2 separate regions of the Homo sapiens genome follow, and region 2 is linked to region 1. A link is a loop called in an ENCODE intact Hi-C map of the cell type or tissue named here. Cell type or tissue: ovary. All regions are shown on one strand. Region 1 overlaps ZBTB46 (zinc finger and BTB domain containing 46). Region 2 holds the start of ABHD16B (abhydrolase domain containing 16B).

Region 1 (5,000 bases):
AGCCTCAGGCTCCGCGGCCACTCCCTCCACGTGCTCCGGGGCTCGCTTCCGGAAAGGAGGGGCCCAGAACAGAAAAGCCCCGAGGAAGGGGAGAAACTGCCAGGGCCACCAAGGCCGAGCTGGGGTATGTGTTCCCCAAGGTCAGACCTGGCACCACAGGGCCCACAGCTCGTATGCCACGGGTGAAATCGACATCTTCTGCCAAGCCGTGCCCTCCGACCCCATCTGCTGCACACACAAACCAGCAAAGGCTTCATGGACGGAGCCACACCCAGGGAGGGCTGTCAGACGCAGAAACAGTAGAAAAAGCACAAACAAATTGTTTCCCCTCAGTCCAATGGCTTTTTTTTTTTTTTTTGAGACAGTGTCTCACTCTGTCACCCAGGCTGGAGGGCAATGATGCAATCATGGCTCACTGCAGCCTCAACCTCCTGGGCTCAAGCGATCCTCCCACCTCAGCCGCCTGAGTAGCTGGGACTACGGGCACAAGGCACCATCATGCTGGGCTAACTTCTTGTAGGGATGGGGTTTCCCCACGTTGCCCAGGCTCCCAAAGTCGTTCTTAATGACCAAGACACACCAGCTGTACCTGGGGTGCTGCAAAGGAACTGGGTGTGTTGGGGTCCCTGCCCTGAATGAGTGTATACGACGGTCTGAGAGATCCACAGGAAACAGCACCCAAGCCCCTCATGTGAAAAGGCGCTCGGAGGGGAGGGTAGTGAGGGAGGCCTGGGATCCCCCTCCGACGGCACCCACGGGCATGTGCCACCGGCCGCACCCAAGCTGCTCATGTGAAAAGGCGGTCGGAGGGGAGGGTAGTGAGGGAGGCCCGGGATCCCCCTCCGACCGCACCCACGGGCATGCGCCGCTGGCCGCACCCAGCCTGTCCCTCCTGACGCCCACGAAACGTGCCCAGCGCTCCATCTGACCGGCTGGCCGACTGCAGGATGCCCACATGCCCTGCCACCGCCTCCTGGAAAGGCCCCAGTACCCCGGGGTTTGCTCAAATCCAACCATTTCTGCTGACAAGTACACTTTTGCATTTGAGAGGGGACGGGGCCAACATCTTGGAGCATAAATCACAAACACTCTGCCTGCACCGTGTTTGATATTTTAGAAACGCTATTTTGTTTGAATTCACAACAGCTGTGTAAGTGGCACCCCCCGCCCCCCCCCCCCCCCCCAGTTTTTCAGATGTGGGAAGTGAGGCCTCAGGATGTCTGTGACAGCCCAGCACCCACAGCTTGTCCCGTCTGTGCAGTGCTCAGCCCTGAGCCTCACTTTCAGGGCCAAGACCCTTCGACGGACACGGCTCCTCACTGAGTACACGGAATAAAGGGAAGGTGAACACCACTTTCCACATGTAGTCTTTATTACCCACAAACAGTTGGCATCAGTGCTCACACCAACGCGAAAATTCGAAAGAATATTTTAGTGCTTATGAAAACAAAGTTGTAAAAATATTGTTTTTTAGAGCAGCGTAAAGAAACAGAGAAACAGATATACTTCCCAAATCCCAGCATCAAGGACAGCTGGCACGTTTCCTTCCTTCACTTCCCTCAATACTCAGCAAACAATGTGTCCACACCACTCAGCACGCCTGGACCCCAGCCGCGGAGGTGGGGGCATCTCATGCCGGACTCGCTCCCTCCTCCCCTGGAGAGAAACGGGAGGCGCCTCACTCACTCTCAGCCGCATGCTGAGTGCCAGCTATGTGCTAGGTGCCAGCACCAGGCCTTGCCCGGGGGCCCACATGAGCGCGAGACCAGAAGGCAGCTGGCTGGGGGCTGGCTGCGGTGGGTTTTTTTTGTTTTTTTTTTTGTTTTTTTTTTTGAGACAGAGTCTCCCTCTGTCGCCCCGGCTGGAGTGCAGTGGCGCGATCTCGGCTCACTGCAAGCTCTGCCTGCCGGGTTCACGCCATTCTCCTGCCTCAGTCTCCCGAGTAGCTGGGACTACAGGCGCCCGCCACCACGCCCGGCTAATTTTTTGTATTTTTAGTAGAGACGGGGTTTCACCGTGTTGGCCAAGATGGTCTCGATCTCCTGACCTCGTGGTCTGCCCGCCTCAGCCTCCCAAAGTGCTGGGATTGCAGGCGTGAGCCACCGCGCCCGGCCCCTTTGTTTTTTTAAACTCCGAAAGCTGAATGCCCCCGTCTTGTCAGGAAGTCAGTCAGTCTGGGGTGAGCCCGACACGCAGCAGTGGCTGAACTTTTGGCCACATCTCGGCAGGCGCGTCGTCGTTTGGATTCAGCTGGGGACATTTACGTTTTAAAGACAACCTCCGACGCATCTTTAAAAGTCACACGCCACCAGCATCATCCAGCGAAGGCAACGCAAGGCGAGGCCCCCAAGTGCAATCGGCTCGCAGCGGCCGCCCCCATCTCCCTTGCGCGAAACGAGCCTCAGCACGAAGGCGACAGAGGGGCCGGCAGGGGGCGCCCGAGCCCGTCTCTGGAGCACAAAGACCCCCGGCCCCTGCGCGACCCGGACGAGCTCGCATTCAGCCAACGACTCCTGTGAGAAACATTCCAGCAAGCACTCGGCTGCTCCCCTGCCCGCCGCGCTCACAACCGCGTCCATTCCCTCCTCACTCTAAAGCCAGCCCCCCGTGCACCTGAGAGGCCAGTCCAGGCTGTGACGCCGCATCCTCACCTCCCGCAACAGGGAGGTCAGCAGGCGGCCGAGCAGCAGGGACAGACCCTCAGCCTCATCTCATCTTGGCCCGGGACCTGCAACCCTCAGCCTTCAAAACCACACCAAAGCCAAGCGGCCCCCAGGGCCTGCACTTACGGGACAGCGAGTGGGCCCCTCTGGGCAGGTACTCGAACAGCAGGGAGCCGTCATCCCCCAGCACGTCGGCCTTCAGCGACAGCAGGCTGTTCTTACTCATGAGCGCCGCGCGCAGGTTGGCCACCGCGGTGGCCTGATGCAGGGCGTCGTCCTTCTCTGGGGTGAGGGGAGGGCCCAGATAGCTGGCTTCTCCTCCCAGGAGACCCTCCTCCACCTGTGCATAGAGCTCGGCCCTCTCTCCTCGGCTGTCGGAGCTGCTGGCTTCGGTGACGGACAGGTCCGCATCTGGGGACAGAGGGACACACGTCAGAAGACACGGGTCGTTCCCAGACTCTCCAAGTGGGACAGGCGACACATTTAGAAGGACAGCGACCAGCTTCTGCCTGAGCTACAGAGCAGCATCAAGTCCAGCCCACCCTGGGAGCCGGGCACCTGCCCCAGCAATGCAGCAGCCTCGGCCCAGCCCGGCCTTTCCTGCCCACCCAGGTCCCATGGCTGCGGTGGAGTCTCAGCCAAGGCTTTGGAGGACGGCTCAACTCAGAACAACGGGGTTGCCCTCCCTGGACGAGGCGCTGCAGACCTGGTACCTGCTCTGCTCCAGGGCCGAGGGCCTGAGAGTCAGAGGCTCCTGGGGCGGCAGTATTTCCATCTCGCAAAGACGAGGAGAGGCTCAAAATGGATCAATGACGTTAGAGCTAAATCTATAAAATTCTTAGAAGAAAATCCGCATGATCTCAGATTTGGCAATAGGTTCTTAGATACAAAACCAAGCACAAGCAACAAAATAAATTGGACTCATCAAAATTAAATGTCTGTGCTTCAAAGGATACTACCAAGAAAGTGACGCCGGGTGCGGTGGCTCAAGCCTGTGATCCCAGCACTCTGGGAGGCCGAGGCGGGCGGATCATCTGAGGTCAGGAGTTCAAGGCCAGCCTGGCCAACATGGTGAAACCCCATCTCTACTAAAAATACAAAAATTAGCCGGGCGTGGTGGCACGTGCCTGTAATCCCAGCTACTCAGTAGGCTGCGGCAGGAGAATCGCTTGAACCCAGGAGGTGGAGGTTGCAATGAGCCGAGATCACACCACTGCACTCTAGCCTGGGCGACAGAACAACGCTCTGTCTCAAAAAAAAAAAAAAATTGCAACCTATATATCTGATAATAAAAAGGCAAATACTGTAACTCAATATAAAAATGGGCAAAAAATCTTACTAGACATTTGTCCAAAGAAGATGTATAAATGGCCAAGACGCACAGGAAGAGATGCTCAGCATCACCCATCACTAAGGAAACGCAAAACACAACACGATTCCACCACACAATACGGTTCCAGCACACGCCACGGTTCCACCACACGCCACGGTTCCACCACACGCCACGGTTCCAGCACACGCCACGGTTCCACCACACGCCACGGTTCCAGCACACGCCACGGTTCCACCACACGCCACGGTTCCAGCACACGCCACGGTTCCAGCACACACCCACTGGGATGGCTGGATATAAAAAGGCCAGGCACCGTGGCTCACGCTTCCAGTCCCAACATTTTGGGAGGCTAAGACCGGAAGATCTATTGAGAACAGGAGTTCAAGACCAGCCTGGGCAACACAGCAGGACAAAAAGTTAAAATAAAACAAAATTAGCTGAGTGTGGTGGGTTGTGCCTGTGGTCCTAGCTACTCAGGAGGCTGCGGCGGGAGGATCACTTGAGCCTGAGAGGTTGAGGCTGTGGTGAGCTGTGATCGAGCCACTGTACTCCAGTCTGGGTGACAGAGTGAGACCCTATCTCAAAAACAACAACAAAAAAGATCAGATAATATTGGCAAGGATGGGAAGAAATCAGAACCCTGGAACCTTGCTGGTAAGAGTGTAACATGGTGCCCTCCTGCGGAGCAGGTCGGCAGGTCCTCACAACATCAGGTACAGGAATCACCACGGGGCCCAGCAGTTCCACATGTACGCATGCAGATACCCACGAGAAATGAAGACACAAAAGCTCACAGAAAACCTCGTCCAGGACGCGCGTAGCACGTTATCCATAACAGCCAAAAGGTGGAACAGCCAACAAGTCCATCGATGGACGAATGGATAAACATAACAGGTCCATCCCCACAATGGAATATTATGTGGCCATGAAAAGGCATGAAGAACAGACACAGGCCACCACACAGAGGAGCCGTGAAAACATGCTCAGCGGACGAAGCCAGACAC
Region 2 (5,000 bases), 84 kb after region 1:
CAAAGACTGGCAGGCGACACAACCACAACCTGTGGAAAAGCAACTGGGGCAAAGCTCTTGGCTTTAAGAATACCCCCTTGGGGCCGGGCGCGGTGGCTCACGCCTGTAATACCAACACTTTGGGAGGCCAAGGTGGGCAGATCACGAGGTCAGGAGCTCGAGACCATCCTGGCTAACACGGTGAAACCCCGTCTGTACTAACAATACAAAAAATCAGCCGGGCGTGGTGGCGGGCGCCTGTAGTCCCAGCTACTTGGGAGGCTGAGGCAGGAGAATGGCGTGAACCCGGGAGGCGGAGCTTGCAGTGAGCTGAGAACATGCCACTGCACTCCAGCCTGGGCGACAGAGCGAGACTCCGTCTCAAAAAAAAAAAGAAAAGAAAAGAAGAAAAGAAAAGCCCCTAGAGGCCAGGGTCCTTGAACAAAAGTGCGCGATGCCCTGTGTCTGCAGCGGGGAGAGGTCTGGAGCCCGTGTGTCCGACAGCAGAAGTGGACACAGTGGTGCCAGGGCAGGAACCCTGGGGGCATTTGCAGGCCTGTGCTGCGAGACTGCAGTGGCGCTCAGGACACACCTCGGAGAAGAGCAAGCCTGCTGCAGAGTGACATGAACACCAGGTCTGTTTCTGTACGAGCCAGTGACAGAAGACCCCTAGATAAGACTCTCTGTACGTATATGTTTGTAGGCAAATGGAAGGTGAGAAAGACACGGTCCCGACTAGCAAGTCTGGATGTCTACGAGGAGTGTGGGAAGAACGGTTAATCGCTTCACATCCCTGCGTCACTGTGTATGATGAGAATGTTACATTTCGAATAACAAAAATGAGCACTTATATCAAAAACTGGTTATTGCAGTGAGAGAAAGGACCCTGCTCTAGGGTCTTCCAAGCCGGGGTGAGCCTGGGCCTTGAACATACCCTTCAAAGTGTGTGTATGGGGCCCAGGGGACGATCTACCATTTCTGCACTGGAGTCTGCAGAAATGGTGCAGACTGCCCCAGAAGAATTCAGCCTACATCACACAGGCCAGCAGGACTTTTTTTTTTTTTTAGTGCAGCAGTGCGATCATAGCTGACTGCAGCCTTGAACTCCTGGCCTGAAGCAATCCTCCCGCTTCAGTCACCCAAGTGGTTGGAACTGTAGGCTCGACCCACCAGGCCTGGCCCCTGCAGGGCTCTTGACCCCAACCCAGACTTTACCTTGATGTGGGGAGCTGTCCCCACTCCCTCCCCTGACAATGCAGGGCACTGTGTCAAGGATTCTGGAGAGACCCTGGCTCATTCCCACAGGAGACGGGGAACAGGCCTGGGGAGGAGCCAAATGCCAGTGTCGGGGGGCCGGAGGCTGCAGTGGCAGTGCTTGTAGGCAGGGAGGACAGTGAGCCCTCCACATATACATAGCATGGCCCCCAGGGGTGTGTACTGGGATGGGTGTTGGGGGGTACTCTGGGGAGGGCTGCTCACTGGTGTCCTTCATCCCGGGCAGGAGAGAGGCCCAGAGCACAGGCCCTGCAGGGAGCCAGGACGGAGAAGGCTCCAGTGTACGCCACTCCCCCACCAACCCCACCGTCCTTGAGGGCTCTGAGCAATTAATTCTCTGTGACTCCAGATGTTCAGCAGCTGTCTTGGCCATTTCCGCCCCTTCTCCTGACCCTGCGTCCTCCAGGAAGCATCCCCTCCTGTCCTTGGGCTCCAAGCCACCCCCACCTTCCCTGCACCCCATTTCCTGAGCAGAGGCGTTTGTGCAGACTCAGCTCCCGCACCCACCAGGGTAGCCTCAGTTTTCCCAAGGCCTGGGCACTGCTCCCTGAGTCCAGGGCTGCTGGGGTCGGCTCACTCCCTGACGGATGCCCTCTGCCAGGGGCTCTGATCCTGGTTCCTGCCCCTCCGGCCTCTGGGACTGGTTTTCTCTCTCTCCTCTCCTTCCTTCTCCAAGGTTGGCTCTGCAGGCTCCACTGGCATAAATCAAGGGCCTCCAGGGAGGGTTCAGTGCAGGAGGGTTGGCAGGACTGGCCAGGGGGAGAGCCCTGCCCCAGTGCAGGAGGGCCCAATGCAGGAGGGTGGGAACCAAGGGGTGGAGGGCTCAGAGACTGGCAGGCCCTGTGGGGGTGGGTGCACGCTCAGATGTCGGCGTGGAGGGCACCGGGGTGGAGGTGGGGGTTGCCTCCACAAACAGATCAGCAGGGACACAGCCCCCACCTCCACCTTGTGGACACTTCCCTGAGCTGATGGCGGTGGAGGCACAAGAGGTCATGGCTGCTGCAGCTGGTCGTCTGGGGGCTCTTCTGGAGAGGGGACAGCTCCCTTCCTGTCACATGCTTTCCTGTCTCAACAGAGCCGGGGGTTCTGGGGCACTTGGACTCCCGTGGGCTGGTGGGATCAGGGGCTGGGCCAGACACAGGATGAGGCATGGAACCCCTGGGGGCCAGCGGCTCCAGCCCGCTGACCTCTGCCCCTCAGAATCCGGTCCCAGGCTCTCCCCTCCTCCTCTCAAGAACTTCCTGCTCTGTGTGTGTGTGTGGGTGGGTTGTTGTGGGGGAAGCTAAGGGCAGGTGGGCCTGGCTAAAGAAAAGCCTGCATTTCCAAACAAGTCCCAGAGCAGATCAAGCTGGGAGACTGCCCCCAGGAGGACGAGGCTCCTCCAAGCAGGATCTGCTCAGGGGAATCAAAATAAGGTTTAGTGCGTCCAACATCCTGCGTGGACAGTCCTCCAGGACTCCTGCCGCTGCCAGGATCTGAACTGAGGTGGCAGGGACACCTCCTGTCAGAACTTCGGCTCTGCTGCTGGGTTCACTCCTGTGGTCTCACACAAAATGGGCCGGTAGCCTTTGGGCCCACAGCCCCAACCTGCCTAGAGTAGGCAGCCGCTGAGTTTATGAAAGAGGCTCCTGGGAAAGGAATCATCTCCCACCCTCTGCAGAAGTTTCCATCCCCACCCCTATCCACCAGGCTCCTTTCCCCACAGGGTCAGGGGTGGACACTTGAGCAGGACCAGAACCACCAATCCCCAGGGGAAGCCTTGCCCATCCCTTGGCTGCAGGGGCAGTACCCTGTGTGTTTCCTCCTGGGGCAGGGCTCCTGTTGCTGCCCAGGACCCAGTGGAAAGGATGGTGTGACAGGTGCACCAGTGGACCCTGAGACACCCTCTTTGTCCTCAGGCTTTGACCAATGAGCACAGTAGCCAATCGGAGATCAAAGCTGGATAACCAGGAAAATCTGGATCTCAACTGTGTGTGTGCCTGGGGGTAGGACTGCCAGATTTAGCAAAACAAAAACAAATTTAAAAACAGGGTATATCTAGACCGGGTGCGGTGGCTCCTGCCTGTAATCCCAGCACTTTGGGAGGCCAAAGCGGGTGATCCACCTGAGGTCAGGAGTTAGAGGCCAGCCTGACCAACGTGGTGAAACCCCATCTCTACTAAAAGTACAAAAAGTTAGCCGGGCATGGTGGCGGGCACCTGTAATCCCAGCTACTTGGGAGGCTGAGGCAGGAGAATTGCTTGAACACCCAGGAGGCAGAGGTTGCAGTGAGCTGAGATTGCACCATTGCACTCCAGCCTGGGCGACAAGAGTGAGACTCCGTCTCAAAAACAAACAAACAAACAAACAGAAAAAACAGGATATCCAGTTAAATTTGAATTTCAGATAAACAATTTTAAAATAATGTCTCAAGCAGAAGTTGGAACATACTTATACCCAAAAAGTATTTGTTTATTTGTAATTCCAATTTAACTGGCATATTATTCTGTATTTTATCTGGCAACCTAGAATGGGGGTAATAGCCCCCCAAATCGCTCCCTTTGTTAATTGGTCCCTGTCTTCTGTCCCCCAACCCCTAAAGGCAGCAGCTGACTCCCCCAACTAGGGGCGGGGCCTGTTAGGGTCAGGCAGTGCCTCTAACCCAGACGCTGAGCAGGAGAGCAGAGAGGGGGTGCTTCAGCCTGAAACTACCCCTTCCCCAGAAGGCTGGGGTCCCAGGCGGGCCTGGCACCTGGGCTCAGAGGCTCTGGCTGGATTTGCCAAACTCCCTGATTGTAGCATGTTTGTTTCTGGTCTGGGGAGCTGTTGAGTACCTGGAGCTGCCCTCTTCCCTGGGGCTCCTCCTGGCAGGCGGCTTCCGACCCTGCCCTCAGGTGGGCTGGCCCTTTCCAGGGCAGGAGAAAAGATACCTCTCCAGAAAAGAGGGAGGCGCAGCCTGGGAGTGGGGGCTCGACCCAGGAGCGAGAAAGAGGAACCCCAGCCAGGCAGGACCCGCCCCAGAAGGTCACTGCTGTTGCTGGCAGCCAGTGAAAAGAGGATCCAGAAAAGGAGAGGGCTTGTTTCTGGTCAGCACCGAAGAAGGAAGGTGTGGAGAGGAGGGGCCGGGCCGAGAGCAAATACCGCCTTTTTGGTGCAGCAGCAGCCCTGTCTCTGACCCCGGCCGTCCTGGGGAGATGAGGTTTAAACCAGCAGACCCTGAAGGGAAACTTGCAGGACCCACAGCAAGCCTGGTACAGGCGGAGGAGGCCTTGCTGTCCCTTTTTGGCCCGTGGGGCTGTCCATCTTAAATTTAAGGAAGAGGGAGGCGGGGTGCAGGGACTCACACCTGTAATCCCAACACTGTGGGAGGTGGAGGCGGGGTGCAGGGACTCACACCTGTAATCCCAACACTGTGGGAGGTGGAGGCGGGAGGATCGCTTGAGCCCAGGGGTTCAAGACCAGCCTAGGCAGCATAGTGAGACCCCATCTCAATTTAATAAATAAATAAGGAAGAAAGAGGGAGACAGTAGCTGCTCAAATCATGGGTGGGAAAGCTGGGCCTGGGAGCGTTTAGCTGGTGGGGTCTTGGCGAAGGCGGGGGACGGGCAGAACCTTGGGTTCATCATCTCTGGGAACCCTTTGTGCACCCATCACCTAGCAACAGGATGCAGCCTTCCCTCCGCCCTGGAAGGCCAGGTCACAAAGGCCATCAGGGCTTGTCCGGGAGCCGGTATCCCCTAAGACTGCCCTGTGCCTCTCGCGGCGAT

What was found. Hi-C counts contacts between places; a loop is a spot of excess contacts. Peaks named below come from ENCODE experiments on the same cell type or tissue, not always from the same donor. Only the 100,000 strongest peaks of a DNase experiment are listed, where the experiment ranks them.
Region 2: a loop joins it to region 1, with 3 times the contacts of the local background. A loop is called at or near these places in 75 of 110 quality-filtered maps.

The regions. Positions count from the first base shown.
Region 1 is chr20:63,772,889-63,777,888 of GRCh38, forward strand. ZBTB46 (zinc finger and BTB domain containing 46) reads right to left here. Exons shown (of 5, transcript NM_001369741.1): 3 at 2,790-3,074. Among named protein-coding and RNA genes, the nearest start is that of ZBTB46-AS2, 32 kb to the left of the region's middle. RefSeq lists an enhancer at 1-431. In ovary, a CTCF peak has its summit at 2,473 (motif pointing right); a DNase peak (open chromatin) is centred at 2,427; H3K4me3 peaks cover 600 bases; H3K27ac peaks cover 3,067 bases.
Region 2 is chr20:63,856,506-63,861,505 of GRCh38, forward strand. It overlaps ABHD16B (abhydrolase domain containing 16B), which reads left to right and starts at 4,993. Exons shown (of 1, transcript NM_080622.4): 1 at 4,993-5,000. ABHD16B-AS1 (ABHD16B antisense RNA 1) reads right to left here. Exons shown (of 2, transcript NR_165314.1): 2 at 4,710-5,000. RefSeq lists a silencer at 2,041-2,200. In ovary, CTCF peaks have their summits at 2,595 (motif pointing left) and 2,794; DNase peaks (open chromatin) are centred at 1,696, 2,616 and 4,252; H3K27ac peaks cover 3,309 bases.